2 separate regions of the Mus musculus genome follow, and region 1 is linked to region 2. Evidence: chromatin contacts called from ENCODE POLR2A ChIA-PET data. All regions are on one chromosome and are shown on one strand. The core of a region is the stretch at or near the end of the contact, and the rest is flanking DNA. Distances in the headings are between cores, read along the strand shown.

Region 1 (2,971 bases), core at 471-2,970, 110 kb after region 2:
AGCTGCCATGTGGGTGCTGGGAATCAAACCCTGGTTGTCTGGAAGAACAGCCAGGTGCTCTTAACTCGGGAGCCATTTCTGCAGCCCTAGCTCCTTAACTTATAGTCAATGGGCTCTGAACCATGTCAACTATCCAAAGAGAAGATTTTTAAGACCACCAGAGTGGTGCATTTGGAAATAACATTTAAGGGGTGTGTGTGTGTGTGTGTGTGTGTGTGTGTGTGTGTGTGTGCGCGCGCGCACGTGAGTGTATGCACTTGTGCAAGAGATACAGGAAGAGAAGACAGGGACTCACCATTCCCAACATCCCGAAGGGAGAGACAGCCCCAGCCTACAAGACGAGAAACTGAAGTTAGAACTACACCCTACCAACTGTATGTACCAAAGGAGGTCAGTGCCTCCGTTCCCCCCTTCCTTCTTTCCACAGGAGTCACACAGCCCCTTTCCCAGACTCCTGACCCCACTCGTCTGCCTCCCACGCAGGTCATGTCCCTTTAAAGCTGGTTGTAGGGCAAGAACTGCAGCATACTTAACTAATCACCCCAGGTCTCGATATGTTCCAACTGTTACCTGCATCCTGCGGCTGGCAGGCCTGGTTGCTGGCATGTTACCATCTGTGATGCTCAGGAAGGGGCTATATCCAAAGCCGCCTGACAACATGCGGCTCATGTGCTGACGGTGAATTGCGAAGGGGTCCCTGCGGAGTGAGCATACACTATAGAAGGCAGATTAACCCCCAGCCTTCTTCACCTCCCCGAAATGAAGTCAGGGTACACAGTGGCACGGATGCCGGCTTCCCTCTGAGAGCGGCAGCTGAGTATCCAGCTAATTCTAACTGGTTCCAGCCAAGGGAACCAACTCAAAGGTCTGCCTGAACTGCTCAGACCTGAATCCGAATGGGCTGAGGGCGCGAGGGGGAGGGAATTCTCACATCAGGAACATGGGATCCTCAGGCTCCACGTCCCTCATGAAGCGGAACATCGTGATCTCAGCTCCAGGGGGCTCCACACTGTGAAGATACGGAGGCTGTGTTTCCTGCAGGCGGCCAGGCTTATGCACACCAGCTCAGTGTTGCTACTCTTAAGGCTGCCTCTTGCATACACTATCACTGACCCCTCCAAACTCCAGGGAAGATCCTTCGCCAGGTGAGCCATATAACCTATGAGACCTGAGAGCCAGCAGCTCTCCAAGCCGGTCATGGAATTTTTCCCAAGCCTCTTAGTGGTGCCCCTCCACCCCCGCCCGCCATCCTCTCTTCCCCGAGCCACGGTCAGCTCCTCCTCCGACGCCAGACTCGATGAGAATCTCGAACGGCGGCCCGCCACCCCATTAATGACCCCCAACTACTCCGCCTTCTGCTGGCACTGGGCGCTACCAGGCCTCCCCGGGCAGGCCTCACTGCCCACCGATCCGGGCCGCCACTGCCCCAGCCCGTGCCTCCCGCCGGGCGAGCCGGAGAGGAAGGTCCACTCCCGGGATCGCATCCCTGCAGCCGTGCGGGCCGCGGCGCCCTGGCCTCACCGGTCCCCGACTCCGGCTCAGCGGCCCATCCGGCCGGCCTCTCCTCGGGGCGCTGCAGGAGCAGGGTCGCGGCCCGGGACGCAAGGATTGGTCCGCGCGGCAGCTTCTCGCCTCCCGCACCGCCTCCTGCCTTCGCCTGCCACCTCCGTACCCCCGCCCTCGGCCCGAGAAGCCGATCTTCGGTCAGGCCCGAACGGAAGTGACGTCACGACGGACGGCCCCGGGGGCGGGCTGCGGGAGCTCCGCCCACCTGCTTGGGAGGGAGGGCGGCGCGCGCGCCGTGGAGCCCCGGAGGGCGGGTCCTCTGGGGCGGGTGGGAGGTGTCATTAAGCTGGCTCGGGGATCTGGGGACAGGAAGAGGCTCCTGCAAAGGTGGGGGGGGGCGGAGCGGAATCGGGAGGGACCGGCTGAGCGCAACGTGGGGGCAGGGTGTGCCGCACCTTTTTTGCGGGGGGGGGGGGGGAGAGGCGGGCTGTCTGGGGGCGATCGGTGGGGCGGATCCCTGCGGGGACCTTTAAACACACTGCAGGAGGGGCGCTTAACCAGGGGAGCGCGTGGGCCTGTCCCTCTGGAGAGACGCTCGGGCGGGCGGTGTCCTCCGAGTGACGCAGAGAAGGAGGTGACAATTTAGCTCAGGTCTAGTTAAGCCTTGGAAAAGGCCAACCAGGGAAGGGAATCCAGGTTGGGAGTTTGGCCGCCAGAGGGCGATCCTGGGCCGGGCTGGATCCTTAGCTCCTTAGGACTCGGTGTTGGCTTAGGCTTCTGGACCACTCCAGGACCTGTCTGTGAAGGGTTGGCCTGGGCAAAGGCGTTAGTTCTGAAGTCTGTTTGCTTTTTGTTGTCGTTTTTTGGTTTTGGTTTTAGTGCTCAGGACCCAACTCAGGACCTTGGGCATACCAAGCACATGCCCTACCACTAAGCTATAGTCCAGTTCCTTTAGGTCGTAGGTCTTTAAAACTTTCTTTGTTCTGAGCAGGTAGATAGGTCAAGGGACTAAAGTTTAGAAGAATAAAGGGGTGGAGAGCTAAATTAAGCAGAATCACCCAGGGGTGGAGCTAAAAAGTAAGCCCAAGAGGGCTGACTCCAAAGCCAGAGACTGGTATTTTGACATACTAATTGTCTTGCACAAAATCTGGCTGAGCTGGAGAGAAGAGCCCTCCCCTTTGGGTCAGAGGATTTGAACTGTATTGGGTAGACTTTGACCCACAGAGATCCAAACTCAAAACTGTCCCAAGTTCTTTACTCTGGCTGTCAGCCACATTGGTACCGTGTGGAACCTGATCTGAAGAGAAAGGTTTATTCTAACCAACTCCCTGAGGGAAAAGGGTCAGTGGTTACTCAGGAAAAGATTGGGAGCAGAGACTCTCAGCTTCTTTCGATTTGATCATTGCTAGTGGGAAAAAAATAGTGCTAAGAGAAGAAACAGTGATATAGTTAACGTAAGCTGACA
Region 2 (3,053 bases), core at 186-2,685:
TCAGATGACTCATCTTTCCCGAGGCAGTCGGCACCACCTTCTCGTTCAAGTAACTTACTTCCTCCTAGCAGTGAATACTAGGTCAGAGGCCTTCTGGTATTGCCAGCATCGACATTTTTTTTTCTCCCGAGACAGGGTTTCTCTGTGTAGCCTTGGCTGTCCTGGAACTCACTTTGTAGACTAGACTGGCCTTGAACTCAGAAATCCGCCTGCCTCTGCCTCCCGAGTGCTGGAATTAAAGGCGTGAACCACTACATCTTATCCTTTAAATGCTGCTTTCTTGAGCTCAGTGTCTTTTTTACTGTCTGAAGTTTTTTCCTGAATAATCTCACTGTCAGATTGAATGCCTATTTCTAAGGCAAAGACTAATGTATTGTTATTACTCCAGAATCTCCTACACTGCTGATTAGATAGTTTATTTTCCAAGCAGAATTCACCTTGGATTTTCCTTCTCTCTCAATCGCAAAGTCATTCAATCAATCTTGCCATGTTCAATATCTTTTTTTGTTTGTTTGTTTTTGAGACAGGGCTTCTCTGTGTAGCTCTGGCTGTCCTGGAACAAACTGTAGACCTGGCTGGCCACGAACTTAGAAATCCGCCCGCCTCTGCCTCCCAAGTGCTGGGATTAAAGGTGTGCCATGTTTAATATCTAAAACTTTCTGTCATTCTCTAAGACCAGGTCTGCACTTCTGATTTGGACTGCTACCATTATTTGATCAGTTACTTTCTTTTATTAAAATCAATGCTCTATTTTAAGATGCCCAGGTTAAGAGTTGCCTAAAAGTCTAATATATCCCCAGCCGATTTCTCACTTCCCAGTCTCTATACACACATACACACACACACGACGGGGGAGGGGGAAGACCAGGGAGGCGAGGAGACAGACAGACAGACATATTCCTCATTTTTTGAGAACTGGATTTTGCTCATAAAGTAAAGCATTTCAGCGATCAACTCAGTGGTCGCTCTATTCCACCCAGCAAGCTTAATGAGGAGCAACTTTTGAGATATAAATGACTAAAGGAATTAGGTCGAATATCTGCAGCTGCTCCAAATGGCAGTGCGTAAGTAACGACGCTGCACAACTTAGGGGGGAAAAAAAATCTACCCTCAAGAACTGAGTCAGCAACTACTTTCCTGCTACCCCTAACCCTTTAAAGCCCAGCCCTGATCCCACGGAGCAGCCCTTCCCTCGTCCAGATCTTGAGCGAGGCCTCTAAGCCCACTGCCCCGCCCCCTCCCTCTTCCCCCTCGAATAAATCTTCCCACGGAACCCTTTTCCTGTGATCTTCAGGCTACCAGAACCTCGGGGCCATGAAGTCTGTCAACCTGGACCCTCTACACCACTCTATGGCCCATGACCCCCTTCTCCAGTTGGCTCTTACTGTCCAGATAATGTTCCAAATACATCCCAGCAGCCATCTTGAAGCAAAACAAAGCAACTTCCGATCTTCCCCGGAAGTGACTGATACACGACAGGCGCTGTAACCATTCTTGGATTACACCTTTTCCGTACCTGAACTTCCGCCCTTACTAAACTATCTGCCTCGGATACATCCGCCGGAAACTGAACTTTTTTTTTTTTTTTTTTGCGCCTATTCACGGTCATCTACAGCGAGGCTGATTTAGCCTGGCTTCCGCCCTTAATAAGGCGGCAATATGTGTCTGCGACAGGCATGACGTCACGCGAAGTCGCCATTTTGCATTCTCTAGCAAACTTTTTTCCCTCCAAAACTAGGAATGTTTGGTAAATGGGGGAATCTATTATGTGTAGTTATATTTTGCAAATAATCGCTTTCAACAAGTAGGGAATCGAGCTGTTTTGCTTTTCTAATTATGAATCTGGCCACCAACGTCCCAGCTTAAGTAGAATAGTCTCGGAGGCAGATGCTTTCTTCAGAAGTTGTCAGGCTTTGCAAATTTAACCCTTTGCATCTCTCATCACTTACAAGTTTCTTTGTGTAGCCCTCGCTGTTCTCGAACTCCAAGAGACCTTCCTCTGCCTCACTAATGCTGGGATTAAAGGCGTGCGATATGGAGATCCATGTTTGTGTTTTGTAATGGACTTATGTACTGAAAAGACTGGGTCATCAAAGTATATGCTAGATAGCAGCCTTCACCCTAGTCAAAACCTGTCAGGTTGCTGCTCTTAGGGAAAGAGAACTCAAACCTCTTAGTATTGGTGGTAGATTCTAGCAGATAGGTGTCGCCTCAAGTTGATATACCCTTCACAGTAGTTAGACCCCATACTTGTAAGATAAAATTTGAGCTCTTTTATACCCAATAAGCCCAAGTTTCCTGCTGAGCAGTTGCTAAAGCAGGACAGCAGGATGTGGACTCCATTCTAATCTAAGAGCATGCTGTCGGATAACTGACTCGGCCGGCTTTTTCCTATACAATGAGAATAACAGACATTATCATTGCGCAAAAGTGGAAATGGATGTTCACCCACAAAGGAGGAGCTGATTGCAATCCTTGTGATGAGAACAGGTTTGTCAAACTCTCCATAGTTGGTGAGTGGAAAGTGCACCAGGCAGCTAACCAACAATACTGAGGTACTACTGTCCTGGATGCCCAGTCCCAAATTAAATGAGACTTCTTTATCCACATCACCAAGTAGTGACAGCTGGCTAGGTCTCAGATAGGAGAACATTTGCCAATCTTTTCAGTACTGTATGAAGGATTTAATCTTCATGAAGCAGTCTTGGGAAATTAGCCGAATCCTTTCATGGTAGACTGTGAGAAGTTTCTTAAGTTTCTTGTTCTGCTCTGTCCAGCACAATGGTCTTCCATTTTAGGTGAACATGATAACCATTATTATCATGGGAAGCTCACTGCATTTGGCATTTTCTTCCATCTTAAACCCAGTAGCTGGTTATAGTTTCCATCACTGGAAACCTTTGCACTGCAGTCTAATGAGACACTATGTATACGTACACAGTGCCCAGTAGAATTTGGATAATATGGGGTTGGGGGTTCCTTTCAAGAGGCCATACATGTCTGTGCCCCTACCATACCTGGCAAGAGACAAAAGATCTCTGTGTAGTCCTGGC

Evidence for each region. ChIA-PET counts read pairs that join two places held with the same protein, here RNA polymerase II (POLR2A).
Region 1: POLR2A ChIA-PET joins it to region 2 with 10 read pairs in Patski. The contact joins the promoter of Mlf2 here to the promoter of Ing4 in region 2. POLR2A ChIA-PET finds 5 or more read pairs at or near these places in 3 of 5 experiments (Patski and embryonic stem cell).

What each region holds. Positions count from the first base shown.
Region 1 is chr6:124,930,137-124,933,107 of GRCm38, reverse strand. It overlaps Mlf2 (myeloid leukemia factor 2), which reads right to left and starts at 1,720. Exons shown (of 9, transcript NM_001170341.1): 1 at 1,522-1,720; 2 at 932-1,009; 3 at 571-697; 4 at 296-331. The coding sequence starts at 981.
Region 2 is chr6:125,038,230-125,041,282 of GRCm38, reverse strand. It overlaps Ing4 (inhibitor of growth family, member 4), which reads right to left and starts at 1,435. Exons shown (of 8, transcript NM_133345.2): 1 at 1,386-1,435. The coding sequence starts at 1,422. All of the region lies in intron 1 of 4930557K07Rik (RIKEN cDNA 4930557K07 gene), which reads left to right.